Regions from separate parts of the Mus musculus genome. Here all the other regions are linked to region 4. The links are chromatin loops, found by intact Hi-C in ENCODE. Cell type or tissue: gastrocnemius. All regions are shown on one strand.

Evidence for each region. A loop is a pair of places that touch in the nucleus more often than their neighbours do. Peaks named below come from ENCODE experiments on the same cell type or tissue, not always from the same donor. Only the 100,000 strongest peaks of a DNase experiment are listed, where the experiment ranks them.
Region 1: it touches region 4 in a loop (2.4-fold over the local background); 13 of 42 quality-filtered maps call a loop at or near these places.
Region 2: a loop joins it to region 4, with 2.2 times the contacts of the local background. A loop is called at or near these places in 3 of 42 quality-filtered maps.
Region 3: it touches region 4 in a loop (4-fold over the local background); 7 of 42 quality-filtered maps call a loop at or near these places.

What each region holds. Positions count from the first base shown.
Region 1 is chr10:71,281,928-71,289,927 of GRCm38, reverse strand. Ube2d1 (ubiquitin-conjugating enzyme E2D 1) reads left to right here and starts at 4,666. Exons shown (of 7, transcript NM_145420.2): 1 at 4,666-4,827. The coding sequence starts at 4,804. It overlaps Gm34376 (a long non-coding RNA gene), which reads right to left and starts at 2,193. Exons shown (of 3, transcript XR_380564.2): 1 at 1,950-2,193; 2 at 1,455-1,619. In gastrocnemius, a CTCF peak has its summit at 4,584; DNase peaks (open chromatin) are centred at 3,790, 4,642 and 5,096; H3K4me3 peaks cover 4,372 bases; H3K27ac peaks cover 4,382 bases.
Region 2 is chr10:71,391,735-71,399,734 of GRCm38, reverse strand. No RefSeq gene overlaps it. Among named protein-coding and RNA genes, the nearest start is that of Ipmk, 48 kb to the right of the region's middle. In gastrocnemius, no CTCF peak of the experiment used is centred here; no DNase peak of the experiment used is centred here.
Region 3 is chr10:71,342,325-71,350,324 of GRCm38, reverse strand. It overlaps Cisd1 (CDGSH iron sulfur domain 1), which reads left to right and starts at 5,476. Exons shown (of 3, transcript NM_134007.4): 1 at 5,476-5,601. The coding sequence starts at 5,571. Ipmk (inositol polyphosphate multikinase) reads right to left here and starts at 2,562. Exons shown (of 6, transcript NM_027184.2): 1 at 2,235-2,562. The coding sequence starts at 2,373. In gastrocnemius, CTCF peaks have their summits at 3,347 (motif pointing right) and 7,706 (motif pointing right); DNase peaks (open chromatin) are centred at 3,004, 3,422, 5,399, 7,741 and 2 more places; H3K4me3 peaks cover 4,727 bases; H3K27ac peaks cover 5,310 bases.
Region 4 is chr10:71,234,038-71,242,037 of GRCm38, reverse strand. Tfam (transcription factor A, mitochondrial) reads left to right here and starts at 3,994. Exons shown (of 7, transcript NM_009360.4): 1 at 3,994-4,198; 2 at 5,007-5,122; 3 at 6,425-6,495; 4 at 7,024-7,173. The coding sequence starts at 4,098. In gastrocnemius, no CTCF peak of the experiment used is centred here; a DNase peak (open chromatin) is centred at 3,907; H3K4me3 peaks cover 2,432 bases; H3K27ac peaks cover 1,654 bases.

The DNA.
Region 1 (8,000 bases), 48 kb before region 4:
ACACAACTGAGGTATAGCTATGAGACTGCTTCTTGAAAGCTTTAGCCAAGATGGGAAGATCCTCTGAGTGTGGCGGTGCATGTTATGGGCTGGGGTCTTGCACCGAAGAACAAGAAAGAAGTCAAGCTCTCTTGCTTCTTGACTGTGGACTCAATTAAGCCACTTGCCCTTTCCTGCCTCCATGACATCCATCCAAAATAACTTTGCTCAAAGTATGAGCAAAAATAAACCTTCCCTCCCTTAAGCTACCACTGCTGTATCAATGAGAAAGGTAACTGGAATCTTATTCAACTGTAAGGTCAGACTCATGTCTCAGTAATGTTCAAGACACTTGTTCCTTCCGAACAAGTCCTCAAGTGATGCAGTGTTGCGGGTTGGGTTTATTGCTTATGTTATGTTAATTAGGTTCCTAAACTATACAGGAATTTGCATGTCTGCGTGTAAGACACCGTGAGTCCCTGCTCCCAGTTGGCTGTAATTTTTTTGTTTGTTTGTTTGTTTTGAGACAGGGTTTCTCTGTGTAGCCCTGGCTGTCCTGGAACTCACTCTGTAGACCAGGCTGGCCTGGAACTCAGAAATCCACCTGCGTCTGCCTCCCAAGTGCTGGGATTAAAGGCGTGCGCCATCACACCCGGCCCAGTTGGCTCTAAGTTGCTGCCAACCAATGGCTGGGCAGGGGAAACAGAGATGGGACTTTAGATTTTCTGGGAAAGGGAACCCAGAGAAGAAGAAAGATTTAGTACTGTCATGCCAGGGAAGCAGGAAGATCAGACAGGAGAGCTGCAGAAGACAGAGTGACAATCATGGATGAGCCGGGAAAGATCAGCCCCAAGGGGCCCCTCCCCGATTGGGTCTGGGGCAGCAAAGATAGAATAAGGGTTTTAGTAATAATCCAGGAGTATCGGAGGGGAGGCTTGGCAATATAGAAGTCTGGGAGTGGCCCAACCATTGAGCTGCTTAGACCATATTAAAAATAAGACTCTGTGTGTGTGTGTGTGTGTGTGTGTGTGTGTGTGTGTGTGTGTGTGTGCTTCTTTCACTCAAGAATCACAACATCAGGGCGGTTGTGAAGTGCAAGCTCATCTGCCAGGGGAGTTTAGCGTGGATTAGCATACCACCACTACAGTGCAGAGGTTGGTTGTCCACAGACCATGCTTGGAACTGTAAAGATCCAGAGCAGGGAGTGTCAGCATGTGGTCCAGACCCAGCAGTATCAGCATCACAGGGAGTTTGTTAGATTCACCACATCCCAGAGCAAGGATGTAAGAACCTGTGCTCCACGTACAAAACATGCTAAAGCCCAAGGGTCACTGGTTTGAAGGAACTTCCGCTTAGAAGCAGCCTGGCTCACACTTCAGGGAGTCTTCCTGGAGGCCTGGATGTTGGCCCTTTCCAAAGGCTCTCTGGTTATTCTACTATGCATCCAGATCTGTACACTGTGGTTTAAAACTTACCAGCTTAAGGTAACACCACTCATATTCTCAGCAGGACCCGGGACCAAGCATGGCGATGTGTCTTCTCTTCACTCATTCCTGGTTTATTAAGCATTGGCTTTCCAGTGTATGACCTGCCTGATTTCTGTGGAAGATTGTCACACATCCTGTCCCTGTATCCACAGACTGACAGAAAGTATATCGGGTGTGAATCACCTCCCTGTGAGTTCAGCTCTACTCTTCCCTCCTCTTCTTCCCTGCCCTCTCCCCTTTCCTTCTGTGCTGGTTAATCTTGGCTGTCAACCTGACTGGACAATCAATTAAATGCAAAATGCAGAGTGAGCGATTTTCTTAGCCAGATTATTCGAAACAGGAAGACCCACCCTAAATGCAGGCTCCACCTTCTGGTGGCGGCTCAGATAAAAGGCGACAAAAGGATAATAGATTTTTCCCTGTTTGCCCTCATTCTTGCTGGCAACCACTCTATCTTGTTCCTTCACCAAGATTAGAACCAACCTTTTGGGCTTCCAAGACACACCGGAGATTAGCAGCTCTCCAGGAATCCTCCAGACCCCCAGCACCAGATTGGTACTGCAGAGACATCCAGACTCATGGACTGAGCAACCACCAGATTCTTGGACTCTCCAGGGTGGGACAGCCATCATTGGACTTCATGGACCATATCCTATATACCAACCTGACAATACACACACACAGACACACGCGCACACACTTTTTTTTTTTCCAAGACAGGGTTTCTCTGTGTAGCCCTGGCTGTCCTGGAACTCACTCTGTAGACCAGGCTGGCATCAAACTCAGAAATCCACCTGCCTCTGCCTCCCAAGTGCTGGGATTAAAGGCGTGTGGCATCATGCCCAACGAGTCCCCTTTTAATATATATCAACTCTACCAGATTTATTCCTTTAGGGAACCCTGACTACTCCCCCTTCCCTTCCCTCTCCTTTCTTCTCTTCTTTTCCCCTCTCTTTGTGTCTCTTCTCCCCACCTTGGTGAATAGATAGAGGAAACTCTCCTGGGGTGTACTTTGTTGAGTCATGTTTAGAAGGATATGTAAGAGTTCATTGGGTAAATGACAAGAAGTCCTTCTACACCGTGAGTGATGCACAAAACCAAAGCATTCACCAACGACAGCAGGTAAGCTAGAGTTGGTGATGAATTGTGATGGACATTTGTGGCTTGTGGGTGTCTACATCTTTGAGGGAGAAGATGATTCAATCAGTGACTCGTGGAGCAGCCCGTAGGACCTACTGGAAGAGAGACAACTTGATGTCCCTGTCTTGAACCCTCAGTGACTTTCAAATGAAAGGCTCCTACCCACAGGGATACTGGAGGGTGTGCTTTTGGGATGGCTTAGTACCAACCTCCAAATCATCTTGCAGGAAGAAGAACTGTCTGGCAAGGAGTTACTGGGAAGCGATGCTTTCCCATGATGGTAGCAGGTAACCATGGCCTCACTTACAACATGACATCCAAAAGCCATTGGCATGGGAACACAGCACTGAATGCATCAGGAGCCCGAGACCAGCCTGCACATCTCTGACTTCATTAACAAGGTCACCATTTGGAAAAATATAAAGGTAGTCTTCCAGTTCTAGCGTGCAGGATGGTGCTCAGGTGTCCAGCTAGTCTCTGTACAACTCTTTGTAGGAGTCAGGACTTAGCTACTATTTTCCAGAAGTCTCTTTGATCAGTAGTGTTTTCTAACACTCCTGAGCTGGGGTTGGGATATGATCAATGAAAAGTGGTTCGCTGTGTACTTATTCTAGTGTGCATGAGACCCTGAGTTCCATGATCTGACACAAGAAGGGTTGATTTATGGTTTGGTCTCTAGCTAAAAAGATGAATTGCATTAATGCCACTCTTCTTTTGGGGTGAGATAAAGCAGTAATAATAATTAATAATAATAATAAGTGGGAAGACAATGTCTATAAAGTGTTGACAAGCAAGCATAAATGTAGGCATGGTGGGGCTTGTGTGTAAAATCAGTGCTGAGCAGGTAAAGACAGCAGATACCTGGCCAGGTTAGCCCAATAGGTGAGCTCCAGGTCCCTGTGAGAGACTCTGTCTCAAAAAACAAGGAGTACAGCTCCTGGGAAATAATTTCACAAACACACACACACACACACAAGGGGAGGGGGGGCGGATGGACAGGAAAGTAGACCAATATGCAGACAGAGCAGGACTGCTTGAGGGGACCTCTGCAAAGCACAGTCCCTCGAAGCTTTCTGGGCCGCAACCCATCTCTAGTTTCTGCAGAGGGCGTGGGGCTGGTCTTCTGTGGACCACTGCAAAGGCGGAGAAGAGAACTTCCCAGATGTGGCTGATCCAGCTGCAGAGACACTGTGGAAGCCGCGACAGTGAGCGTTGAGTGTTTTGAGAAGCAATATGGGATTCAAAACCATTTTAGATAAGGAATGGATTGACTTTAGTCATCAGAAACCTAAGACTGACCAACGCCGTCAGAAATCCAAGACTGACCTGCAGGTGCCAAGCCAAGAAGTCATGGTTGAAAGGACAAGCAAGATCTGAGATCACAAGAACTGAGAAGGGGCTGGAGGACACCTCAGTGGGTAAACTGCTTGCCGCAAAGCCTGAGGACCTGAGTTCGGATGCCAGAGACCACGTAACGGTTGGGTGTGTGGAAAGCTGTCTTCAATCCCGTTTTTGGGAGGTGGAGACAAAAAGACATAAAGGAAAACCCTGTTTCAAAAAAAAAAAAAGAAAGAAAGAAAGGAAGGAAGGAAGGAAGGAAGGAAGGAAGAAAGAAAGAAAGAAAGAAAGAAAGAAAGAAAGAAAGAAAGAAAGAAAGAAAGAAAGAAAGAAAGAAAGAAAGAAAGAAAGAAAGAAAGAAAGAAAGAAAGAAAGGTGGAGTACAATTGACGAAGACTCCTCACGCCCTCAGGGGCGAGCGGGGAAGAGTCAGAATTATCTGCAAAGGAAGTTAAGATCCGCCGCAGGGTCTGTGCGAGGAGGAGCGAGCCGTGGTTCACAGCAGCTCCTAGGAGCGACAGCTCACCTGCTGTCTGGGTTTTTGCAGATTCGAGACCTTGCTCTGCAGAGCGGCTGCAGGGAGCGGCAGCAGCCTGGTCGCAGCTGTCACCCACGGGTGACCGGACGACGTCCGCGCGGGCGGCAGAGGCCGAGCCTGGGACTACACTTCCCAGTGTGCCAGGCGGGCGGGGCGCGGCGGGGAGGGCGCAGGCTCCTTCCCAGCAAGCGAAGGCGGAAACAAAAGAGTCCGGCGCCGCCGCCCGCACACTCGCGCACCGCGCCCGGGCGCACACGGAGCAGCCCTGCGAGGCGGCAGCCCGGGACACGCGGACACTCCGCAGCCCCCGCCGCCTGCCCCATGGCGCTGAAGCGGATCCAGAAAGTGAGTGGCTGCCAGAACCGGCCTGGGTGTCCCCAAGATGTCCCCAGGAACCCGGGGCGCACGGTGTGGGAGGGGCGCGGACACTGGGGAGGCCGGGGTACGGATCGGCCCGCACAGGTGAGGCGTGCATCCGCAAGGTCTGGGTACTTGGAACCTCGGGGCGACCCGATCCGGTCGTGCCCTTTCCAGGATGAGCCTAGAACCTCGGGTGCGGGTGCCCGTGGGGTGGCCAGATTGTCCCGGGGTGTGTGCATCCCCGCTGGGCCGGGGCTTGCTCTGCAACGGGCGGCCTTCGTCCCCTATCCCGCTGTGCGTCCTCACAATGTCCCCGGAGCCCTCCTTGCTGTGTTCGCACCCCGGGTTCCCCGAGAGGGCAGGGAAGGTGTGGTGGGCCTACGGCCTTTATTCTCAGAGCGTGGGGCTGGGTCTTTCTGGGCTCTGCAGTCGGCTGGTGCTCAGTGGGAGGAAAGGGCTGGGAACGCGAGATTGGGGCCGAGGAGCCAGCAGAGAGCTCTTGCCCCTGCTATTTTGGTGGTTCTGCACGCAGCTGCCACTTCAGGTCACATAGCTGTACTGAGAACATAGTTGCTGATACACAGCAAGATGAGCTCCTGGCTGTGATTCATGGCTAGGTAAGCTAAGCAGGTTGTTGGTTTTGTTTTGTATTTTTTTCTTCACACCCTCACGATAAACTTAGATGTAGAGTTGAAGACACAACACTAAGGACCACAAATTAAATTGTTTGGATGCTTTGATGTGTGAATAGAGAATGAGGAAGACAATCGAAGGGACAGTCAGTCCTTACATAGGATCGGTTCCAACCCTCTCTTTGTATTCTTTACCGCACCCACTTCTCTTGTTGGCCTGTCCCCTATCTCAAGTATCTTTTAACATTTTACAGCGGTAGTCCTTGCTGCTGGGAACGTGGTGTTTGGGATCGCTTTAGAAGCAAATGCGCCAACAGTGGATAATGTGTTTGGTAATTGATTTCACAAGAAATGGTTGGCTCCCCAAACGTTTTATCAACCTTTCCAGCTACACTTGACTGAAAATGTTCTGAGTTAGAGTGGTAGGAAACAGGCATCTTTCGGTACTGAGGACAGCAACTTTTACCCGCAGCCAAATTTTCGTTTGTTTTTTGTTTATTTGTTTTTGTTTTTGTTTTGTTTTTGTTTTTTTTTTTTTTTTTTAATAAACCTTAGCTGTGTAGATCATCGCTGTTCTTTGTGCCGCTGAAGGTCAACTCGGTATAAAATGTTAAGATCAGCGTTTATTAAATAATGACGTTTTCTCGTTTGAAGATAACACGGTGGCACTTTATTTTTAACCATATAAACAAGCTTAATTTTGAAGCTGCAATCGTCATTACCGTGCCGATTTCTGAACGCCGACCAATCTACTGTTGGTTCCCATTTGGAAGTTTTCAAACTTTGCTTCCTTTCATGATGGTGAAGCATTTCCATGTGGCTTTGCACTCCTCTTCTCTCTCTCTGTCTCTCTCTGTCTCTGTCTGTCTGTCTGTCTCTCTCTCTTTCTCTCTCTCTCTCACACACACACAGTAGCTCTTAGATACCAAAGGAGTTATCTATAGTATATATCCATCCAGAGAAATAAGACATTATTTTATGTGTAGGCTTGATGCATCTTGTTGCTCATGCTAAGCCTGTGTATTTGACTTATGTTAATATGGCAAATTTCCACATCTTCTTTCTCTCTTCCTTCCTTCCTTTCTTTTGTTTAGTAGATACTGTGTGTTAAACAGAGTTGTCTAGTATGAAGATAACCTTAAATACAGCTGATGGGGAATCTGTGACAAACTGGTATTTTGGAGAAGACACCAGAGGTCACATGATCCTATAGTCCTGTCATTGACTGCCACAAATCACATCAGTCATACAAGCCAGCCACCCCTTCCCCCCCACCCCCCACCAGCTGATTCTCCCGTTTTCTTCCTTCCTTGCCTGTCATCTTGCTTAGAACCAAGTCTAGGGTGGACAGGCTGCACCGGGGGCAGCTACAGTGCCCTCTGACATCCTGTGTTCAGATTCTCATTTGAATCACGTTCAAATGTTGAGTTCAATGCTCACCTTTGGCCTTAAAAAAAAAAAAGATTTATTTTTAGTGTGCGTATCTGTGAGTACGTGCCACATGTGTGAGGGTGGCCACAGAGGCTAGAAGAAGGAAGAGAGGACAATCAGGTATCCTGATGCCAGAGCCATTGGCGGATGTGATGTGAGCTGTCTAGTGTGAGTGCTGGGAATTGAACTTGGGTCCTCTGGAGGAGTAATAAATGTTCTTCACTGCTGAGCCATTTCTCAAGCCCCTACCCCCCTCCTCCTCTTCTTCCTCCTCCATCTTCTTCTTTTGAGTATCTTTTAAAGCAATCAGAAAACTTCAGGCCATTGGGCAGTGCTATTTCTTTACCTAAAGTATCAGGCCTCAAAGCTCATAGAACTCCAGGTTTGCAGTGGTGTAGCCAAGAGTGCAGGCAAAGAGACAGTCCCTAGGGCAGGGAGCAGAGTCACAGCAGAGCCCAGGGCTGCCAGTGGAAAGATGCTGAACCTCCAGGTTGAGGTGGGGTTAACATGGAAAGGTCAAAAGCCCTGATGTTCTCCTCTGTTCTCTTTATTCAAAGAGGGAACCTGAGGCGGGAGTTGGGACGAGTTTTTCCCAGGCTTAATCTCTTGAGAAGTGATTTGGCACATTTGAGAATAATGGTCACAGCTTCTCATTTCTCCACCTATGAAAAGAACAAAGATGATGTTGGATTAAAACTGTCTTTCTACAAAGCGTGTGGACATAGGCGCTTCAAATAGATCCCCATGCTGGAGTAGACTAAAGGATTTAATGCTCTAATTTAGACACCCTGTGCCAGTTCTGCATTTCAGCTCATAAATTTACACACCCGTGGCCTATTTTTAGACATAGAGAAAGATGTTATTACAGCCGCCTAAATCACTGAAGGGATAAAGTTTGAGCAAAATCGGAGGGGAGAAGCCTGCGGTAGATTTGACAAAAGAGAGCAGCTTTCAGTTGGGTGTCTATTGTTAGTTGTTTTTTAGGTGTTTCTTTGGTGAACACTGTTTTTCAGTCCTCAGTACATTTTGCTTTGAAAAAAAAAATCACCTTTTTTAAACGATAAATGTTACAATACAATACCGAACACTTTGAGA
Region 2 (8,000 bases), 160 kb before region 4:
AAAAACCTTCCTGATTGTGACACACTTGGAGCTTATAGAACTCTGAGGGTGTGTGACAGTCAGGCGTCATTCAGGTCCCGGTTGTGTCCCCCGCCCCCCACCTCCCCTCCCCAAGGCTGAGTGCAAATGACTACACTACCAGAACTGCGGTTGCTGTGTTAGTCAGATAGGTACCTTATCTGATAAGAGCGGCTGGAAATGATATAAGAGAACAAAGTCACAGATAAGGGAACGGAAGATTCTGGAAGAGATAGTGAACACTTCAGATCTCACCTAAGTATGAGAAAAAATTGCTGTAGGATTCTGATCCATGGCGGAACCACTTGATTTGCATTTTAGTGACTCTTCTTGCTGCTACACGGGGGCGGGTGGGCGAAGCTGGGGCAATGGAGAACTCTGGAGTCCTCTGGGCTCTGCTGAGCAGCCTGGGGTGAAGCTGAGGAGGCAAGCTAGGGTGGGAGTCACGAGAGAGGAAGGCAAAAGCTGGATGTGTGTGGAAGGTCAAATGCACCCAGATCTGCTAGCAGTGGTGCACAAAACAAACAAACAAACAAATAAACAAAAAAAAACAAAAAAACAAAAACCACCAAAAAAAAAAAAAAAAAACCAGAAGTTGGCTTTCAAATTATATGCAAAACCAGATGGGAAATGGTGTTAACATGATCGAGTTAGGGATTACCAGGGATGAATCTGAATATTTTTTCTGAGTATTTTTGAAGTGCTTGGTTCTTACATTGTGAGTATACTCATCTAAGGCTTGGCGCGTCTCCGGTGCTGGAGCGAGCGGAGTACAGACTCAGGAACAATCTGCTAATATTTAGCTACCGCTAGCTAATTTCTCAGTTTAACTTCTGAACCAAGTGAACTGTTTTCTAAAAGAACCAGAGCCAGCAAACTAAAAATAAGGGCAGCCCTTATTTTAACAAGCAAGTTAAAACACTTGGTTTACTGACTTGTGTCTGTCTAGGAAAAGGGAGAGTGTGTGAGTAACTCCATAGAAACTTTCCTTTGCAATAATAAATGGAGTGAGCTGCAGGCACGAAGGCTGGGGAAGGATCTTTAACCCTCATAGAGAAGAAAACACTTCCCTCTCCAGCCACTCTTATCTGTCCTGTGAACCTAGGATGGATCAGTTTGTTTCCTGGGAAACAGGATTGTGTATCTTACAAACAGATAACCCGCCTGGCACGAGCAATCCTCTTAAGGTGAATCACTGTGCTTGTGATTTGCCAGCATGCAAGTTCCATCCTGGGAAGTCTAATTGGAGAACTGGCTGGGAGGAGCTCTGACACTGCCTTCAGTCACAGGGATCCTGTCCTAGTGGTTTGGTGGGAATGGAGCTGTGATGTTTATGGAGATGTTTTCACACACGCACACACTTGGGGCCACTTTCAGGTCTGGCCTCTGAATCACAGCCTAACCTTTCACTCCCAAGAAGAATGATCAACCTCTTTGGAAAGCCAAACCTTGATCATCTCCAGCTTCCCACAGACTTCATAGCTATGTCTTATGGCTGAACTTGTTTGGAGGGAACACAGCAAACACGGCTGTCCAGGAGCAGCACTGGACATTCACGGCTTCAAACATCAGCGGTACCCGGTACCCGGGTACTGTAAAGGAGGCCACAGGAGCCATTGTTCCTCCACAGAACCATACCACCAGGCCCCTCCTTCCTCTCTTAATTTCCCCCCACTAAGAAAATAGCAATAAGATTATAGAGAGATGGTTCAGGGTGTTAAGAGCACTGATTGCTCCAGAAGTCCTGAGTTCAACTCCCGGCAACCACATAGTGACTCACAACCATCTGCCATGGGATCTGATGCCCTCTTCTGGTGTGTCTGAAGACAGCGACAGTGTACTCACATACATGAAATAAATAAATCTTAAAAGGAAGGAAGGAAGGAAGGAAGGAAGGAAGGAAGGAAGGAAGGAAGGAAATAGCAATAATCAAAAGGGATTCTCCATGGGAATATGAAGGAGAGAACAATGAACAGCTTGGCTGTATGGGGTGGGTGTGGGGTGGGCGTGGCTATCCAGCTGCTGAGGTCCAGCCAGCTGTGCCTTAGGGTTTTGCCCTTTCTGTTCGTCTTGCCTGTGCGTGGAAATTCCCTATAACGAAGACGGAGTAGGGAGTACAGCACATATTGTGCGGGAGTCAGGAGTCTTATAGCCTATAGGGTCTCCCCATCCAGATGAGAGGCTGAAGTGGGTACAAGAGCACAGCGGTTGGAGCTGAATGCATGAGAGACTGGGTGGTTTGGGTGCCCTAAAAAGAACACTTCTGTACATGGAGCTCGCCAAGAGCACCGCTGGAAAAGGAAGTGCTCCAGGTACCAGAATGGGCACAGTGTGTGGGGGGGGAAGGGGGCAAGGAGGGGTTAAGTACATCACTACAGCAGGGATTACCCACCTCCGCAGACACCCTGTTCTTTGAAAGAAAGGAACACAGTCTTGCGCGCGCTCAACTGGCCAGGAAGAACGACGCTACAACAGGATCCTTCTGCACACATTTATTCAGTCCTGTTTCTTCTTGTTTATATCTCCCTTGTTTATATCTCCCTTGTTTATATCTCCCCTGCTTATATATCTCCCTTGTTTTTATATCTCCCTTGTTTTTATATCTCCCTTGTTTATATATCTCCCCCGAACCCTGGGCCTCTCACTCTTTTATACTCTCAGTTCCCATCCACGCACAGCAGGCCACGCCACCTCACCAGGCACGCAGCTTCAGCTAATCAGGGCAGCAGGGGCATATCTCCATCAAATTGGATTCACCTGTATCCTGGTACACCTGCGCAGCACTCAAGATGTTTGTGTCTTATATGAGGAAGTCAGGTGAAAGTCATATGACTTAGCTGCAGTCTCTGGCGCCTTTGGGACTGCCGCCACACCCGCTCCCCACAACACAGGAGTCAAGTGAGCCTAAACTATTTGAGCTATTCACATATGGAGTGAGCAGCCAGCCACCGCTTACCCTTAGCATATCCTCAGCAATGTCTTTCAGAAGGACTCCTTTAAACAAATGAAAGACATGCTGATACTTGAAATATATCCTTTGCTTTTTAAAGATGAAGTAGAGTGTCTTAGTTAGGGTTTTAGTGCTGTGAGCAGACACCATGACCAAAGCAACTCTAATAAGGACAGCATTTAATTGGGGCTGGCTTACAGGTGCAGAGGTTCAGTCCATTATCATCAGGGTTGGGGAGCCTGTTCTACATCTTGTTCCAAGGGCAGGGAGGAGAAGACTGGCTTCCAGGCAGCTAGGGCAAGGGTCTTAAAGCCCACGCCCCACAGTGACACACCTATTCCAACACAGCCACACATCCTAACAGTGCAATTCCCTGGGCCAAGCATATACAAACCATCACATAAAGAAAAGTGTGGGCTGGGGAGATGGCTCAGTGGTTAAGAGCACTGACTGTTCTTCCAGAGGTCCTGAGTTCAAGTCCCAGCAACCCCATGGTGGCTCACAACCATCTGTAATGGAATCTGATGCCCTTTTCTGGTGTGTCTGAAGACAGCTATAGTGTACTCACACACATTAAATATATATATATATATATATATATATATATATATATTAAAAAAGAAAAGTGCTTCCACTGTTATGGTACTTGTGGGTTTGCTTTGAAAAGAAGACACTGCGTTACAAAGAAGCAACCCACAGCCCTTTTGTAAAAGAAAGGTCTTTGTAAAAAAAGAAACCAATGAAGTAGAATTTATCCCAGAGAAAGCACATGGTTCAACTGCAGGTCCTGAGCACCTTCCCTTCCTGTCCACCCATCACCCTCAGATAAGGCAGACTATGGAAGGAAGGGCTGCAATCTAGAAACCAACACGAAGCCCCAGGACTGGCTGAGTTAAGTCCAGAGTGTTACACATTGCCTGAATGAGAAGAAAGAAAGAAAGAAAGAAAGAAAGAAAGAAAGAAAGAAAGAAAGAAAGAAAGAAAGAAAGAAAAAAAGAAAAAGAAAGAATATGACTGCTCCTAGGTTTGGTAGAGGAGAAAGTTTATTACAGATATGTGGGAGAGCAGAGCTAGAGGCAGGGATATGTGGGAGAGCCCAGAGTAGTCATGACCCTGAGCCATGTGGGGGGGAGGGGAATAGAGAGGGGAGAGGAGAACCAGTTGCAGCACCCAGGAGGTCAAAGGTAAAAAAGGGGGAGGTGACCAAAGTGTATGGATTATATAGGGAAGGGCCTCTGGGGGAAGAGCAGCCTAGCAACTGGGCTGGAGAGTTCAGGGTGAAGGGCGGGGTATGCCAGCCATACCCAGTAACAGGACTGGGGGATAATGGGAGAACCTGGAGGCCAGTCTGCTTTGATAATTTGTTAAATAGGCACTCAGCCACTTGTCCTGGGTTTAAAGCTTAACATTGTCATGTGTTCTAGTTTGCTTTCTATTGTGATAAATACCATGGGCAAAGGTGTGGTGGTTTGAATATGCTTGGCCCAGAGAGTGGCACTATTAAGAGCGGTGGTCTTGTTAGAGGAAGTGTGTCATTGTTGGTGTGGTCTTTAAAACCCTCTTTCTAGCCACATGGGAGCCAATCTTCTCCTAGCAGCCTTCAGATGAAGATGTAGAACTCTCAGCTCTTCCTGCACCATGCCTGCCTGGATGCTGCCATGTTCCTGCCTTGATGATAATGGACTGAACCTCTGAATCTGTAAGCCAGCCCCAATTAAATATTGTCCTTATAAGAGTTGCTTTGATGCCTGACAAATACAGAAGTGGATGTTCACAGCCATCCATTGGACAGAGCACAGGGTCCCTAATGAAGGAGCTAGAGAAAGTACCCAAGGAGCTGAAGTGGTTTGCAGCCCCACAGTAGGAACAACAATATGAACTAACCAGTAACCCCAGAGCTCCCTGGGACTAAACCACCAACCAAAGAGAACATGTGGTGGGGGACTCATGGCTCTAGCTGCATATATAGATAGCAGAGAATGGCCTAGCTGGTCATCAATGGGAGGAGAGGTCTTTGGTCCTGTGAAGGCTCTATGCCCCAGTAGAGGGAAATGCCAGGGTGAGGAAGTGGGAGTGGGTGGGTTGGTGAGCAGAGGGGAGGAAGAGGGGATAGGAGATTTTTGGAGGGGAAACTAGGAAAGGAGATAACATTTGATATGTAAATAAGGAAAATATCTAATAAAAAGAAAAAAAGGAAAAAAAAAAAAAAACAAGAGTTGCTTTGGTCATGGTGTCTCTTTACAGCAATGAAAACCCTAAGACAAAAGGCAACCTGCGAAGGGGAAAGGGCTTATTTCAGCTAACATCATAGTCTATCATTGAGAGAAGTAAGGGCAGGAACTCAAGGCAGGCACCTTGTGACAGGAACTGATATAGAGGCAAAAAAACAAACAAACAAACAAACAAAAAAACTGGCTTGCTCCTGCAGCTTGCTCAGTCTTTATTATACTGCCCAGGGATGGCACCACCCCCAGTGAGCTGGGCCCTCCCACATCAATCATTAATCAAGAAAATGCCCCCACAGACTTGCCTGAGGACCAATCTCATGGTGGCATTTCTCTCAACTGAGGCTCCTCCTCTCAGATGACTCTAACCTGTGTCACCTTGACAGAACACTAGCCGGCACATCATTCTTCCAAGAAGATGGATGCACGGCCATTCCTATTTCAGCAAAACTTACTCAAACACACGAGGCACACACTGTGGAGGTGGTTAGGGTGCTAGAAGCCCAGCCCCCATGCAACCATAATGACAGATGGTAGGACCTTTCACAAGTGGGACCTAGAGGGAAGTGTCATAGGGACCCCTCTCTTGGAACAGACTAATTCTGATCTCCTGGGAGTGGATTAGTTCAGGGCAGAGGGGGTTATTATAGTGACTGAGCAAGACGCCTGAATTCTCTTTTGCTTCCCATGTTTGACAAGCGACTGAGGTACACATTTTACATATCAAAGCAGACCAGGCCTCCAGGTTCTCCCAGCATCCCTCAGTCCCTACCTGGCATACACTGCACCCAACAGTGAGCTTTCTAGCCCAGAGCTTGGCTGCTCTTCCTTCAGAGGTTCTCCCTATATAATCAAGACATTCTGGTCTCCCTCCTCTTCTCCTTCTCTTTTCCTTCTGAGCATCTGCCCTTTCTCCCCACCCTCCCCCCAACGCCTGTCCCTACAGTGATTCTCCTGGCCTCAATCCTTAAGGCAAGTGAACTCACCCAAAAGCAGCTTCCCAACAAACCTTTAGTATATTCTAATCTGGCTTGAATTGGTTTATTTCACCAGTGGAGAAGTAACCTATCACCAACCACAAGCCCAGGCCCCATGCCGATGCAGGCAGAACACCTCTCCCTAAAGATAAGCAATCACCTTATCTGCATCCTAACTGAAAGCTTAATGAAAAGTTTATACAGTTCCTATACAAGATGTTAGTTCTTGCAAGGCAAAACAGTAATTGCTTGCTTAAAAACAAACACCTCCTCTGAGGGAAATGCATGAGAAACATGGGGTAGAATAATTGTAACTATTGGACATCCTTCCCAATGCTTACATTTTTACCTTCTGTGGTGGTTTGAATATGCTTGGCCCACGGGAAGTGACTCTATTAGGAGGAGGTGTCGACTTGTTGGAATAGGTGTGGCCTTGTTGGAGGAAGTGTGTCACTGTGTAGGCAGGCTTTGAGGTCTCCTAGTGCTCAAGCTCTCAGACCAGAGTGGGAAGAGAGTCTTCGTAGCCAGCTTTGGATCAAGGTGTAGAATTCTCTGGTCCTCTAGCACCATATCTGTCTGTACCACTGCCATGCTTCCAGCCATGATGACAATGGACTGAACCTCTGAAACTTTAAGCCAGCCTCAATTAAATGTTTTCCTTTATAACAGTTGCCTTGGTCATGGTTTCTCTTCACAGCCATAAAACCCAAACTAAGATACCTTCCCTCATATAGATAGCAAAAGCAGAGAGAACATGGCAAAGGATTAACATGAAATGCTGAGTTAGAGGAAGGGAATCTAGGGAAACCAACAAGAAACATGTTGGAGCCAAATACTACATTACAGCCAAGCAGCTCTAACACTGAAACTGAACCTGGTGGATCAGAAAAGAAGCTCAACAGCCACTTTGAGAGACTCTCCAACAGTTTCTCAACATGTAGAAAATAGGATCAGCCAGAACTTGTCATCACTGAGGGATTTGTGAATAGGATAACAAACATGCTAAGCTTAAAACTTGAGGAGGATGGGAAATGAGTAGAAATCTGGGTAGAAGGCAAAAGAATGGAGGCTTTAAAGGTATTTATGGTAAGTAGCCAGGTTTATGATAACAGCTGCCCAATGAAACCAAGGACCACAGGAAGGCATGTCTGGCCTCGGTCAGTGTATATAAACGTAATTATTATTCACCAGCTGTAAATTTTCTCTCAGAGGTTTATTGCTGAATAAACCTTTCTAGTTCTTTCTGAACGCTGGCTGGCTGGTTCAATTCAGCTGTTCTGGCTCATAGTTCCCTTCAAGCTAACTGATTCAATCTGCCTTCTCTCAGCTTCTCACTGGATTGCTCTGCTTGGCCTCAAACTAACTCTGGCAATGTGTTCTAATTGGTAAGGCTGAGATAACATGTGAAGGCCTAGGCAACTGTTACCTGGCTAGTCTGCCATTTTGTGATGTTGCTAATGTCATAAGGAAACTTTCTCATATGTTGTTATTGCTGTTACTAAGAAACTTTCCCACACCCAAGTTGATTGCATATTCTGTGCTCTTGGAAACCAACCACAACAGAAGTCAGAACTGCTTTGTATAGTCACAATAAATATGGATCCAGTAGCACTTCCTGCACCTATATATTTGTCTATATAAGCTGCCCCTGGGATGGATCACAACATAAGAGAGACACCTGCACCTATTTAGTCTAAGACTTCCATTTTTGACTAGGGGTAGAGTAAAATTTAAGTTCCCAAGACCTCCCTGGAAACTGACACCCTACTTGACAGAAATAGAGATGAATGTGGGTAACTGATATCCTGGTTGGCAAGTTAAGACATGAAT
Region 3 (8,000 bases), 110 kb before region 4:
TGGCTCTCAACTTGTGGGTTGTGACCGCTTTGGGGGCAGAAAGACCCTTTCCCAGGAGTCACCTAGGAAAACGTGGATATTTACATAACGAGTCATAACGGCAGCAAAATCACAATCAGTCATGAAGTACTGATGAAAGCAGTGTTATGGTGGGGGGGTTACAACAACAGGTGGAACTGTATGAAGGGTCGCAGCATTGGGAAGGCTGAGAACCACTGCTCAAAGCAATGTGACCCATCTGTGACAGTGGAAGGGAATAATAAAAATGGCTGAACTTTGAACGGCTGACTACCTTGCTATCTATTTATGAGCAGGGAAGAGGACTGGTGCCGTCTCCAGTGTAAACATCTGAGAATCCAAGGGGAACAAACATCAGGCTGCGGGCACCACAAGAACCTGTTCTCTCAGTCAAAAGAATCTAGTGAAATTGAAAACAAACAAACAAGAAAACCCTTAAGAGCAAAACTAGGGACTACTTTCTCTGAAATCTCAATCGTTTTTTTCAACGAAGCAGTTCGGGTGAGAAATTAGCTCTTTCCAGGCTGTTTGTTTGGGACATGGTTTAAAGTCACAATCAGGGCACTCTGGAATTATTCACCAGTTGGCTCTAAACAGGGCGCTAGCATTGTAAGCTAGTCCCAGGTGCCAATCACAGATGATCTTGATTTGGGTCTGTTTTTTACATAGTCTCCAGGACCTCCAGGGAATTAATCACTTTCTTAGGCCTTTAGGAATCCCATTGTTTCGGGTCAAGCAGACTCCAGATATGATGCACAGAAGGAAATATCTTAGCCAAGAACCTCAAGTGTGCAGTTTCCTAACTCTGATGTAGTCTTTCAACATTTCCTGATGGCAGCTGAGCTCCAGGCTGTGTGCTTCCCACAAGCACAGTAAAGGGTGGGTGTTGGTTTGGTTCTGGGACAGTGTGTCAGTGTGATGCTTAACCAGGCTTGTCTTAAAATGCAGGTTCATGCCTATACCCTCAGCTTTATATCCAAAGTTCAAGGCCTGCCTAGGCTATAGTGAGTTCCAAGTGGTACTTAGGGAGCCCTGTCTTTAAAGAAAAAGAGGAAGTCCTCGGGAATGTAGGTCAGTGGTAATGCTCTTACCTAAAGTCTTAGACTCAATCCTCTATACCACTGAAGAGAGAAAAGAAAGAAATTTATTGCCTTACCAGCCTAAACCTGAAACGCTTTATCAGCAAAACACATACCCACATACCGTCTCTAACGGTTGTTCCGGGTCAGATATCCACAAGAGTCCCAAGTTCACCCTACACTTCATATGACTACCGTGCCCAAACGCTGTGAGTATCGGACTGAATTACAGTCTCTGCCCTGGAGTGGACCCTGCGCTGTTTCTACAAATCTTGAATTCACAAAGCACATAACAAATGCCAGGGAACAGTCTATAAAGATGAATAAGGAAAGAATGCATATTTTATATGTGTACTGTTCTCGGGAACAGCCAGTGTGAAGCCTACCCAGGAGGCAAGGATCTGCACCGCCGAACCACGCCTCCCAGCGCAATCAAAGACACTGGAGAATCCTTCTCAAGGGACAGGGAGTGATCCTGGATGAGCCAAGGCAAGTTTAAAAACATATAGCAGTTTGCTTTTGATTCCCCTCCTGCGACGGGTTAGCATCAAGCATCTGGGTCCCTCTAACAATTACTATTCCTGGTAATAAACAGAGCTTGAGCTCCAGAGAGAATTTACTTCCCGGTCCAGAAAAGAAAACCAAGTTCCTTATTTTTACTAACGCCTTCTCCAATCATCACTCGCCTTCCCTGGAGCGAAGGGGCACGCCTCTCCGCGCCACTAGGAGCCTGTGGCTGCTCCTGGGGGCGCCCGGCTTCCTACCCCCGGGGACAGGGGACACTCGGGACAACGGGAGCCGGTGACTCTAGGCTGCGGGACGCCTGGGGCCGGGGACTGCCGTGTGGGGACCAGAAGAGTCGTAGACAGCTGTGACCGGGATGGGAGGCCAGGGAACGCCAGGGTGGGGACAGAAGAGCTGGGGACAGCTAAGACAGTGACCCGGAGGCCTGAGAATGCCGGGGTGGGGAGAGTGGGGACCAGTGACTGTAGGGGTGGCGACGGCTAAACCCACAACACCACCGAGGCTGGGGACAGCGGAGGCCGGGGACTGCCAGAGCAAGGCACGGCGGAGGCCGGGGACTGCCGGGACAGAGCACAGAGAGGACTGGGGTAGGGGACCCGAGGCCGCACTCACCCACTTTGTCCTTGCCGTACATGTGGCCAGCCACCTGATGCGACAGCGGCACGCAGCCTCCGAGCAGGCGCGGCACCGGCGGGCTGTCTCCGGTGCTTCCCGGCGGCCGCAGGCGCAGCGCTGGGGGCTCGGCGGCCATCGGGGCGGCGACACTCGGCGTCAGGCGTCAGGGAGGACCGGGGCGGCATCGCCCGCGCAGGCCCAGCGCGCGGACCCATGCCGAGACCGCGCTGCCCGCTCCGCGGCCCGCACTCTGAACCCCGGCCGCCCGCGCCCGGGATAAGGGCGCCGCGGCCCCGCCTCTGCCCGCCCCCTGTGCGCTCCGGCCGGGCGAGCTCCACTCTGAGCATGCGCAACAGCTACTCGCCAGGATCCCGCCCAGCGGTGCCGAGCATGCCCAGAGGCTACCCTACTGGATCGGGGCCAGCTCCACACTGATCATGCGCAGAAGCTACCGGACCAGACCTGCTCACCCCTTCCACGGAACACGTCCAGAAGGTAGACCAGCGCCAAACTGAGCGGGTCTAGAGTCCCAGCCCGCTGCCGACCTGCACTGAGCATGCTCAGAGGCCGCAGGATGGGACTTGTCTCAAATGCCCCTGCTTGCATCATTACCAGCAAGCACTTCAGGGAGCGAACTGGCGTCCGGAGTCCCTATGTGAAAAACTCATTAGACCTAGGAGACCCGCAGCAGAGCAACCCAGAGAGGTGACTGGTTAGGGGCAGACCTCCCACAACGCCCTGCCCTTTCAGATCAAAGAGACAGAAGCATCCTGACTGAAGATGTCTCTTCTCACACCTTCCAGTTGGCACCCTGCCCGACCACTACCTCAGAGTACTCATGACAAGTTTATGTGTTAGACATTGACAGTCATCTTAATTCATTTTTTTTTTTCTTAAGCTTGTTAATTGTGCTCAGGGAAGCCAAACGAGTGGGGTTTCTTGGAACTGGAGTAACGGGCATTATGGGCACACCGATGAGGACGCAGGGAATCAAACTTAGGTCCTATGCAAAAGATATATTGCTTTTAATCTCCTTTAAAAAAATTTTTTAATAATGCTTTTTTTAAAGATTTATTTATTTATTTATTGTCTGTGAGTACTCAGTACACTGCCACTGTCTTCAGACACCAGAAGAGGGCATCGGATCCCTTTACAGATAGCTGTGAGCATTATGTGGTTGCTGGGAATTAAACTCATGACCTCCGGAAGAGCAGGCAGTGTGCTCCTAACTGCTGAGCCATCTCTTCAGCCCCAAGGCTGAATCTCTTAAGTGCCAAACTCTGGTGGAAACAGAGTAACACAGTTCCTGCTGCTGGTACAGGGCCCTGGTGTGAGCCTCCAGATGTTGCTGAGCCCTTCGTGGAAAGTGTCCAGTGTCTTCTGTGGGCATAAGGCTTGTTTGTGTAATAAATAATGTACATGTTTTCACATCCCTTCAGGGAATGTCCTCTCTCTTAAGGATAATGACTCCATGATAATCTAAGACAGCATGAGTATTACAGGAGGCAAAGGTGTGGCTAATGTTTCAGCAAAATGGTAAACCCAGGACCTTCAGGATGCAATATGAATTATGAGGGGCTTCAGGACTCTAAAGGAGCAAAGACAACTGCACTAATGAGCCAGCTTGTCAGAAAGATACAAAGACAGGCAGATTCCTGAGTTCAAGTTCAGCCTGGGGCACAGCAAATCCAAGCTCAGGTAGAAATGGTCTTTTCAGGAGATCCACCCAGCTAGCTGATCCCACCCAGCTAGCTTAGCAACCGTGTGTAACACAGCAGGCAGATCTCGGAATTCTTTTGCAATGTTAAAAGAAAACATGTGCTTGCTGTTTTCCTAAGAATCAAAGGGGTGGGGTCAGGGGATGCTGATTCATAGGATAATCAAAAGAGAACCTGGAATAAATAATTGAATTGAGGTGTAAATTTAAAAAGAAAAATGAAAAAAAAAAAAAAAACAAACCAGGACTTTTGAGCTAGCAGACAGCAATAACAGTTCTTTAGAATTTCCTCTAAGCGGGGCGTGGTGGCGCACGCCTTTAATCCCAGCACTTGGGAGGCAGAGGCAGGCGGATTTCTGAGTTCGAGGCCAGCCTGGTCTACAAAGTGAGTGCCAGGACAGCCAGGGCTATACAGAGAAACCCTGTCTCAAAAAACCAAAAGAAAAAAAAAAAATAGAATTTCCTCTAAGGAGAGCAGAGCTGTATGGAGATCTCTGGAGATCGAAAACAGCTCTTCAAGAATATTTTCTTGAGAGAATTTCCGACTTGGTTTGAAGATCCAATAATTTTTTGTAGCAGTTTTTCCTGATAGCTTCTAGTTTTACTAGCAGAGAAAGCTATCTCAATCAGAATTTGTAAAATAGCAAGAAAATCTGTCTACATCAGAGCAGAACACAGAGAGAAAAAGAGAGAGAGACAGACTGAAGGAGGGAAAGAGGGCGGGCAATTTGGAAAGCCATCTTAGCAGAACCAAGGCCGCCAGCTTGGACCCAAGTCGTTTGTTTTCGCCGCTCCCAGGCACCCCTTCTCTCAGAACCCCTCTCCATGCAGAAGCTGGTCCTAGGCATCTAAGCCACTGCAGCCTTCTAAATCGTTTTTCTAAGTGGACAGTCTACTTATGTTTATTTATTCATGGCAATGCTGGGAATTGAAGGCAGAGTGTTGTGCATGTTGGGCAAACACCATACCGTTGTGAAAGCAGAGAGCCGCTGAGCTGCTTCACCAGCCGAAGCAAGTTGTTTTTGTTTTTGTCTTTCTGGGACTTTCTGGATGCATGAGTGGCAGGGTCAGAGGCTGAAGGGATGGAGGCCCAATGTGGCTAGAGGAAGCTCTAGACACAGCTCCATCGATGCCCGTGTGCCTGCACTGGCATCCTAAGGCAAAATCTGTCTTTGCGGGACCCACAGTGGAGCTGGTCAGATTTGCAGGACCCACAGCTGAGCTGGCCACACCTTGTGTAACTTATTACCAAAAGTCAAAGGATCGGCAGGCCATCGGCCGACAGTCCTGCAGGTACTTGTCCTGAGTCACCTGAAACGCTCTCAACTGGACCGACGGTAAAACCCGGCCTGGATAGGCTCGCCCGGGCGGCGCAGACGCAGTCACCGCCTTGGCGCCTAAGGCTATCCCGCGGTTGTCAAATCCTCACCCGTCTGCCGGGTTGGACCAGCTGCGCATGCGCGACTCTACCGGCGCGCCGGCACACGCGCTCCCAGCTTGCCGCGGCGCCTGCGCAGTGGCAGTGAGTGGGCCCCGAGGTCGCGTCTTGCCCAAGTCTCCGCGGTCCCCAGCGCTCGCTCGCGCGGTCCTGCCACGGCCTTCCTGCTGCCCGCGCCATGGGCCTCAGCTCCAACTCCGCTGTGCGAGGTGAGCCGCCCGCGGCCGGTCCCCGCCACCCTTATCCGGACTGTCACCTTGACCAGCACAAGGGCAGGCGCAGGCCTGCGGAGCGCTCGGGGGATGCTGGTGCGGGCCGGCATCCCGGCCCTGGACCACTTCCCGGGCCAGCCACGCTGTGAGCAACCAAGATAGCGGGGCGCAGTCCACCCCAAAACGCTCCTGCGCTTCCTGAGACCCTGACACCGGGGACTGGTCACGTCGTAGGTGTTTTGCTTTTGCTGGCTTTGTAATTCTAGGTAAAGAAACCCAATCCAAGGTCTTCAATTTCCAAGTTTCTTTCGTACTTTGCATCCGGCCGCTGGTGACAGTGGTCTGAGAAACCACTGAAAATGGCCTTTTTCCCTAGCGTTGAAAACAGAAGTTTGTAGAAATCTGACTAGAATTGAATTTGTGAAACTTGGCTAGTGTAAAGTCCCTGGTGATCAACTGTTAAAATTACTACAACCTGTGCGATATGCGTGACTGACTGCCCCGATATAAAAACGCCACACCCCAGGGTTTGGTTACTTCTAACCTTTAGTTGAGTAAAAGTAAAAAAATTAAATTACAGTGAGCCCCACTGATTCATTCAGCAAATAGGGATCGTCTATACTGCTCGGTTCTGTAACTATCCCTAACGTGACCAGTCCCCAACGTCAGGGTGTCAGGAAGGACGGGGGTTTTGGGGGGTGAACCGTGCCTCTCTAGCCTGGTTGCCCACAGGGTGACTGACTGGGGAAGTGGGACCTTAGTTTTGTAGTAGGTTGGTTCTATATACTGGAAAGTTCTACTTAATATCGACGAAACTGACTGGGCAGATAGGGAGAACAAGTTTTTTATTTTATTTTCTTAACATTTATTTGTGTGAGTGTGTCTGTACCTAGTGCCATGGCTTGTGTGGAAGTGAATAGATAACTTGTAGGAGCGGATTCTCTTCCACCCTGTGAGTCCCAGGGATCAAACCCAGGTCATCCATCTTGACAGCAGGCACCTTTTCCCACTGAGCCATCATGCTAAAGCCCATGCAGATAGTTTAAAAATACTACAGACAAAAAGAAATGATTCTCTGCAAACTTTATTTTAAAGGGTAGCCATTTGGGGACTCCTTTAAATGCATCCACTTTGGTGAACTTAAGTTTTCTTCGTGGTTTTTAAAAATCTGTTTTGTTTGTCTTTTTGAGACATGATCTCTATAGCCCAAGCTAACCTTGAAATCCTCTTGTATCAACCTCTGCAGTGCTGAACCTATATAGGCCTGCCATCACACCTGGAAAAACAGTGTTCTTGGTAATAAGACGGTTGCATAAAATAAAATGCTCACATGATTTGTGGTGCAGTTGTTTTAATTTCGTAGGAACACTTGTATGTGGGTGAGGTTGGGCAAAAAGATTGCAAAATGTGTTTTTGTTTGAAATCTGGGCTCATATTTCGTAAGCAGACACTAGGTCCTGATTTAGATAATGGAGCTATTAAAGACAAAGGAGGTGAGCCCCAAGAACTAGTCACACTTTGCAGGCTAGTCTTTCCTGCAGCCAAAAGGTAAGGGTTTAATTTGCCTTAATTTGTGGGCACAGGGAAGCTCAAAAGTGACTTTTCATTAGTCTTTTATTATCTAAGAAATATGAAACTTCTTGGTGAAGACCCTCAGTTGGCTTCAACTTGAAGTACTCACCTTTGTTGTGCTGGAAAACTTTTTTTTTTTTTTTTTTTTTTTTGGTTTTTCGAGACAGGGTTTCTCTGTGCCATCCTGGCTGTCCTGGAACTCACTCTGTAGACCAGGCTGGCCTCGAACTCAGAAATCCACCTGCCTCTGCCTCCCAAGTGCTGGGATTACAGACATGCATAACCACTGCCCGGCAACTTATTTTTTTTTTTTTAGTTATGAAAAACATAGAGATCATTATGAAGACTATACGGAGAGTCCTAAAGGTTTTACAAGTCTTTTCTACCAACCTCTTCCAACTCAGAGTTGGGTTATAGAATGCCTTGCAAATACACCCTCCCCCCAGCTCCCACTTTGCTTTTAAAGATTTACTTACCTTTGTGTGTGTGGGTGTTCTGCCTGCTTGTATGTTGGTGTGTCCTGTGCATGAAGTGCCCACCAAGGCCAGAAGGGGGTGTCAGTCAGTAATCCTGGAACTGCTGTTAGACCTGAATGTGGGGGATGGATGAACCCTGGTCCCCTGGAAAAGCAACCCATGCTCTTAAGTACTGAGGCCTCTCCCCAGCCCCTGCTATATGCATTTTAATGTTTGCCTCTTGTGTCTTGTAAAACTGTTGTGGTTTGTTTATTTATCTTTCTTACATAGAGCCTCATGCAGCCCGGGTTACTTTTCACTTGCGGAATAGCAGATGAACGCCCGATCCTCCTGCCCCTGCCTCTTGGG
Region 4 (8,000 bases):
ATGAAGGTGAATTATTACCTTTTGGGGTTCAGACCTCAGCTCACCTGGAGAGCATCCTGTCTGTGCAGAGTCCCATTCCCCACAGTGCTTACTGAGCCATCTCCATAACTCCATGGACTCACTTTCTGGTCCTTCTTTTCTATTTCTACAAAGACAGATCTCTAATTTAATGAGGTACCTAAAGGCCTGGAGGCTTAGCCAATAAACTCCCCTTCCGAGACAATCCTCCCTGCAAAAGGTATTTAACCTCAGGCCCGCCCTGAGAAACTGAGTGCATTTTTTACCACTTGGGAATAAGTGATTTTCCAGGATGTTTCTGGCTATAACATCAATGAGGATGTATACTGGAAGGTAGATCCACCCGACCTCAGCAGCATCCATCCATCCTCCTCCTCATCTGTCCCTCCTCAGCAGCATCCACCCCTCATTATCATCATCATCCATCCATTCTCCTTAGCAGCATCCAACCCTCCTCAGCAGCACCCATCCCTCCTCAGCAGCATCCATCTCTCCTCAGTATCATCCATCCCTCCTCAGCAGCACCCATCCCTCCTCAGCAGCATCCATCTCTCCTCAGCAGCACCCATTCCTCATCATCATCCATCCCTCCTCAGCAGCATCCATCCACATCATCATCATCCATCCATCTTCCTTAGCATCATCCATCTCCTCAGTATCATCCATCCCTCCTCAGTATCATCCATCCCTCCTCAGCAGCACCCATCCCTCATCATCATCCATCCATCCCTCATCATCATCCATCCATCACTCCTCAGCAGCATCCATCTCTCCTCAGCAGCACCCATCCCTCATCATCATCCATCCATCCCTCCTCAGCAGCATCCATCCCTCCTCAGCAGCATCCATCACTCCTCAGCAGCATCCATCTCTCCTCAGTATCATCCATCCCTCCTCAGCAGCATCCATCTCTCCTCAGCAGCACCATCCCTCATCATCATCCATCCATCCCTCCTCAGCAGCATCCATCCCTCCTCAGCAGCATCCATCCCTCCTCAGCAGCATCCATCACTCCTCAGCAGCACCCATCTCTCCTCAGTATCATCCATCCCTCTTCAGCATCATCCATCCCTCCTCAGCAGCATCCATCTCTCCTCAGCAGCACCCATCCCTCATCATCATCCACCCATCCCTCCTCAGCAGCATCCATCCCTCCTCAGCAGCACCCATTCCTCCTCAGCAGCACCCATTCCTCATCATCATCCATCCATCCTCCTCAGCAGCATCCATCCCTCCTCAGCAGCACCCATTCCTCATCATCATCCATCTATCCTCCTCAGCAGCATCCATCCCTCCTCAGCAGCATCCATCCCTCCTCAGCAGCATCCATCCCTCCTCAGCTGCATCCATCCCTCCTCAGCAGCATCCATCCCTCCTCAGTTGCATCCATCCCTCCTCAGCTGCATCTATCCCTCCTCAGCAGCACCCATCCCTCCTCAGCAGCATTCCTCCTCAGCTGCATCTATCCCTCCTCAGCAGCATCCATCCCTCCTCAGCAGCATTCCTCCTCAGCAGTGGGTTATCGAGTGGCGTATCAATAAGGAGATTCTACAATGAACAGGAATTTATTGACTTGGATGAGGGAAGTAGGAAACATCAATAGAGTGCAAAAACCATTACTTTTGTTCACAGAATTTTAAAACTTGGGTTTCAGTAAGACATCATGGTAGAGATGTCCTAAGGCAACGACTCTAAAAGGATTGTGATCCGTATTAAAATACAGGGACCATGCAGCATTGGCACTCAGTGGGGTCTGGAGATGAAATGAGAGATCTGGGTTACATAGAATACATAAGCCATGAGGCTATGACAGACAGAATTATGGGCATAGAGGACAGAATCTGGGGAAAGGCTGTGTTGTGCTAAGCTTTATTTATTTATTTATTTATTTATTTATTTACTTACTTATTTATTTATTTAGTAGCTGCAAATGCAGACAGTTAAAGAATGCATCTACAATAAAAACATTACAAGGATATATTCTACTTGATTTATAATGGCAAATTATTTTAGAAATCTCTCGACAGGGGGTTAAGGAGAAATTATGTCTTATGCAGACTTCCATTTTAGGAAGACGCTATAATTTCTAATTGCTCGGTGCCTGGACTTACAGGAAAATGTGTTTTTACATCTGTTTGGATACACTCCAAGGGCAAACCAAACACAAAGGATCTTGTTGCTGTTGTGACAGGAGGTTTGAAAGGACGAGCTGGAAGTCCCCTTTACCCTCAAGAGAGAATGAAATGAAACCGGAAGTGATGGTAAACTGGGCTTAGAAGGAGTGGGTTTAGAGGAGTGGGTGTGGTCCTCTGTCTCTTGAAGGAGACAATGTTTTAAAGCTGCAGAAAGGAAGTAGACTCTCAGCTCAGTGTTACACTAGTAAGATTTTGCTTTCTTTTCAGAAAAAAAAAAAAGTACAGGTAGGCAGCAGAAGAGGCTGTTGTTGTTAGGTATATTCTCACCATGCTAACTCTGGCCGACCTGGAACTTGTATATAGAGCAAACTCTCAATCACAGATCTCTACCCACTTCTTACCTCCAGAGTGATTGGAGTGAAAGCATTCACCTCTGAGCCTGATGGATGACATAGTTATTTTTAAATGTTATTTATTTATTTTACCTTTGAAACAAAGTCTCTAGCCTGACTGACCTGGAATTTACTTTGTAGGCAAGGATAACCCTGCACTTGTGGTCCTGCCTCAGCTTCCCAAGTTCTGGAACTAGAGGCTTAAGACACCATGCCTGCTCTATGTGAGGATCCTGGCTTATGGGGGGGATCTAAGCCAACGGCTTTCTGTGCATCCTGGCAGGCATCCCTACCAGTTAAGCCACATTCCCAGACCTTAAGCAACATATTTTAACAGATTGAAGCCCTTGACCATTTTTAGATCTTCCTAATCTTTTCCATGCCATTGAATTAAAAAAAAAAAAAAAACCAACCAAACAAACAAAAATTGAGTTTTTTGTAGGACACAAACTGTACACTACCTCAAGTCCATCCTGGTCCCACAATTTCAGTGGTTTGGCTGGCTAAGCTCATCTAGTCCACGTGATCTGCAAAGTGGGAAACAATATTCAGGGCTCTGGCATGCCCTGCTCAGGTATTAATATAAGAATATTTTTGCTATCGCTTCTCAGCCTTTTGGAGAAGATCAAGTGAAGAATATTCTTGCTTTGTTGCTATTATGAGGGCTAGTTGTTTGGGTTTTTGTTTTGAGGCAGGGTCTCATGTAGTTTTGAACTTGCTATGTAGCAGGGGATGAATTTGAATGCCTGCCTCCGCCTCCCAAGGGCTGGGATTACAGGCCTGCACCATCAAGCTGGGTTCAGTTTATTAATTTTTTTTTCGTGACACATTTCCTTTTGTGTACATGTTTGTGTGTGTGTGTATGTCAAAGTCAGAGGGCAACTTGTTTGAGTTGGTTCTCTCTTTTAATCATGTAGGTCTTGGGGATAGAACTCAGCTTGCCAGGCTCTGGGCCATCTTGGGAACCCTCATTCCTTTCTATTAATTGTTAAAGAGAAGATAAATAAGGCGATCCATTTCAAGACCACTCCTCCCTCTCTTCCACCCCTCCAGTAGCCTTGTGGGCTTTCCTGCGGACTCATGAAACATGCAGTTTGCTGTTGGGGCATCAGCAGTACCACGGATCTCTAACTTCAGTAGCCAGGCACTGTGACACAAGCCGCAGCACCAGCGTCACGAAGCTCAGTAGGCAGCCCAGGCCCATGGTCCAGCAACAGCACGCAGGCAGCCCAGGAGAACACATGGCAGGGGCCTGGGGGTAAGCCGCCGCTCAGCAACACCCACCTTAGACCAGGCCCACCCTCCCTAGCCTCAGGCTCCGCCCCCTCCTCGGCCCGGCCCCGCCCACTGAGCGGTGGGGGACGCACAGCACCTCCTGTCCTCCCCGCCTCCTGCCGCGGACCGGAAGTCCGGGCTTCCCACAGTACCCCGCGCGCGGCGGGCATGATAACAAGCCCCCGGAGTTCCCACGCTGGTAGTGTGGCAGTCCATAGGCACCGTATTGCGTGAGACGAACCGGACGGCGCCGGGCCATCATTCGTCGGCCCGAGCGATGGCGCTGTTCCGGGGAATGTGGAGCGTGCTAAAAGCACTGGGGCGCACGGGGGTCGAGATGTGCGCGGGCTGCGGGGGTCGCATCCCCTCGTCTATCAGGTAGGCCGCGGGCGAGGGACGCCGTTCGTTCAGGCGTCCGTCTGCCCTCGTCCCACCCTCGTCCTCCGGGCCGCCTGGGGTCTCGCGCCTTTTGGTACCCGACCCCACTTCCTGTCACCTTCTACCTTTCGGCGCCTAGGGCGCTCTCCTTCTGCCTTGGAGGCGGGCCCTGAAGTTGTGGCGCGGAACGCTCGCCCGGACGCTGCCAGGAGGTCACCCAGGATGCCACGACTTGTTTTAGCCCTGCAGGCCCCTCTTTGGTTTGGCTAGGTCACCCATGATGCTAGGACTTGCTTCACCCCTCTTTGGTTTGGCTAGGTCACCCAAACCTGCCCTGTTTGCAAGCCTCAGCCCTGCAACCTCTTTTATTTTTTTGCTTAGGGTAGGTTGTTAAAGTAAGTCGGTTATGGAGCTTATACAGCTGAAGCCCCTTGCGTTTAATTGAATTCTTAGCACAGCAGAGGGAAGGGAAATGCACTCAAAGGTTATTACGATTATATATTTTTTTGGTTGATTGGTTGACTTTTTTTTTTTTTTTAATTTAAAAGATTGGGTCTCTCTGCATAGCCCTGGCTGTCCTAGAACTCCTTTTGTAGACTAGGCTGTCATTGACTTAACAGAGATCCACCTGCTCTGCCACTAGAATGTTGGGATTAAAGGCCTGTGCCACAACTGCTGGGCTAGTTATTAGCATTTTAGGTGGAGGTGTTGGATGTACAGCACCTTGGCTGACTTTGTACTTAGAATCTGAGATCTGTGTATGACTGTTACACGTATCTGACATTCCGTTCTTTTTACTTGTGTGTAGTCTTGTCTGTATTCCGAAGTGTTTTTCCAGCATGGGTAGCTATCCAAAGAAACCTATGAGTTCATACCTTCGATTTTCCACAGAACAGCTACCCAAATTTAAAGCTAAACACCCAGGTAAGGAGTTTGGGGCTTATGATCTTCTCTGATATGATTTTTTTTTTAATTGCAATCTTTGATTTGCATTACCAGAGCATCTAGTACAGTCATTTTCTTTGGTAGTCTGTATAAGTTTTTTTTTAACTAATAGAAGTTCTTTAAATATAAATGAGAAAAATAGTTTTAAAATAAGATGTAGAGGGCAGGAGAGATGGCTCAGTGGATAAGAGCACTGACTCTTCCAGAGGTCCTGAGTTCAGTTCCCAGCAACCACATGGTGGCTCACAACCATCTGTAATGGGATCCTATGCCCTCTTCTGGTGTGTCTGGAGACGGCCACTGTGTACTCATATACATAAAATGAGTAAATCTTAAAAAAAAAAACCAAAAAAACCAAAAAACCAAAAGCATGTAGAGTGAAGAGCACTGTAGAGAAAAGAGATAAAGTTGAGGCCTAGTTGTCCTGGGCAGTTGCTTGTTTGTAATGTCTAAGGTGCAATAAAATAACTTATCGGGAAGTGTTCTATATAATACAATAATGGTCTGTATAAATCATTAACTTAACTGGAAATTATCTAAGCTCCTGAAGGTGGGAAAAAGATCTACAACTAGAAAAGTTTTCCAGGAAGCCTAAGAAAGGGTTGTAGGGCCTTCATTTGATTATACGGTGTAAAGGTAGTAGCTGATTAATAAGTCAGTCCTTAGGATTTCCAAAGTTCTTTTACTTCCAGTACCTCGAAGGATGCTAGTGGAAATCAGACTGAAATTCTTACCTTGTAGATAGGAGATGAAGAGACATGCTTATAGGAATTCCCCTGTCTTCTCAAATGGAAGACTTGGCACTAACACATGGTTGATGAAGCAGCTGTATCCTCAGTTAAGAATGAGGGAGAAATGGAGATGGGTGGATTATTTTTTACAGCAGTGTTATATCTGAATGGTACTTCTGTAATTGGAGTGCGAAGTGCTATTGTGTGAGCAGCACATGTTTGTGGTTTGTTTGGGTTTTACTAACAGTAAAGACATGACAGAATATTTGAATTAAAATGCAGACATCCTGAACTTGAAGCAGGTGCTTCCCCAAGTGCTTATTTTACTCTAGCAGTGGGTTTCCAAGGACTGGTTTTGGTAATCTACAACATACTCCTTAAAGCTAATATCAGTTTTCTAGCATTTCCTGATAAAATTATATTTGTATGGTGTAGAGATGCATGTAATTAGTCTGCCTTTAGAGCCACTAGGCTATTTTCAAAAGGTTGTAGAAGTTAACCTCTAAGAAATAAAATTGAGACATCCATTTTTAATCCATTCTATTTGTAGATGCAAAACTTTCAGAATTGGTTAGGAAAATTGCAGCCCTGTGGAGGGAGCTACCAGAAGCAGAAAAAAAGGTAAGCGTTCCTGTTGTCAGCTTCCTGACAGTTGTGTAGATAGGGTGTGTGTTTGCTCAGTGGACAGGCAGGGTTTCTGCATGTGCTCATAGCTTGCTAGCTGAGTGGGCTGATTGGCCAGCAAGCTCCAGGGGCCCACCCGTGTCTGCCCCTCCCCGCCCCCCATTATGAGGGTCTTAGACCCTGAGCATTCGCAGGCCTTTACTCACTGAGCCATCTTCTCAGTATCACCTCCCCTCTTAGCGGTCCTGTCCACACAGGTAATCTCTCCTTTTTGTTTCGTAAGTGATGATTTGGATGGGCAGAGTGCAGGTGAGTGGTTGACAGTGGTCAGGAATGAAGGCCAGTTGCTGTCCTCGCATCTTGATTATTAGCAAGCAGTGAAAAAATACATCTGAGAGCACATCTGTCTTCGCCTGGCTGGTCATCTCCCTTTATCTGAGTCCAGTTGTCCTTCCCTGACATGTGATGGGTTGAGCTCGCCCGCAGCACCAGTTCATTGATTTTGATTTGAGGTTTTCATCACAGGTTTATGAAGCTGATTTTAAAGCTGAGTGGAAAGCATACAAAGAAGCTGTGAGCAAGTATAAAGAGCAGCTAACTCCAAGTCAGCTGATGGGTATGGAGAAGGAGGCCCGGCAGAGACGGTTAAAAAAGAAAGCACTGGTAAAGAGAAGAGTGAGTATCACCGAGACACTGCCGGGGAGAAGAGTCAGCATGGCCGAGAGTCCGGGCCAGTTCCCCTGTGTCAGACCTCGGTTAGGCCAGACCTTCCAGAGGGACGGTCATGTTTGATTGTCTGGAGGGGATCAGGATTTTAAAGGTCCTAATTCCTTCATTAGCACATCAGAGGAAAAATGTCACTTACCTTGAGATAGATAGGATCATATTTTCTTCTAAAGAAATAACTATTAAAACATCTGCATTGTTAACTTTTTTTTATTTTTCAACTCGTGTTAATTTTACTTCAAGGCCACTGTTTGATTTCATTCAGGCTACATTTTTCTTTAGGAATTCTCTTACAGTTTCTGTGTCAAACCCATGCAGATAAGACCTTAGACATTTAATACCCTTGGTCTCCTAATGCCTCCTGGATCCCCCTCCCATTTATTTTTTAAGTAAGTGTGTGTGTGTGTGTGTGTGTGTGTGTGTGCGCGCGCGCGCGATGGGGGCAGGGGTACCAGTGTGGAGCTCAGAGGATAATTTTGTGGAGTTCATTCTGTCCTTTGACCCTTGCTGGGGTTATGCAATACAGACCTTTATTTGCTGTGCCATCTCACCTAAGTACTTTGTCAATTCAGACACTGCTATGACTCTCTCCAAGTACAGAAAATAGATAGGAAAGTGCAGTGTAGTGTGTATCACAGTACATATGGGACCTGTCATAAGAGATGCTCTTTGCCCGTCCCATAGTTCCCCTTCTTGGTAGCTGGCAGGAGTCGAACACATCTTTTAAATTTTAAATGCTTGAGCCATGCAAGGGAGGAATGAGATAAGGTTATTAA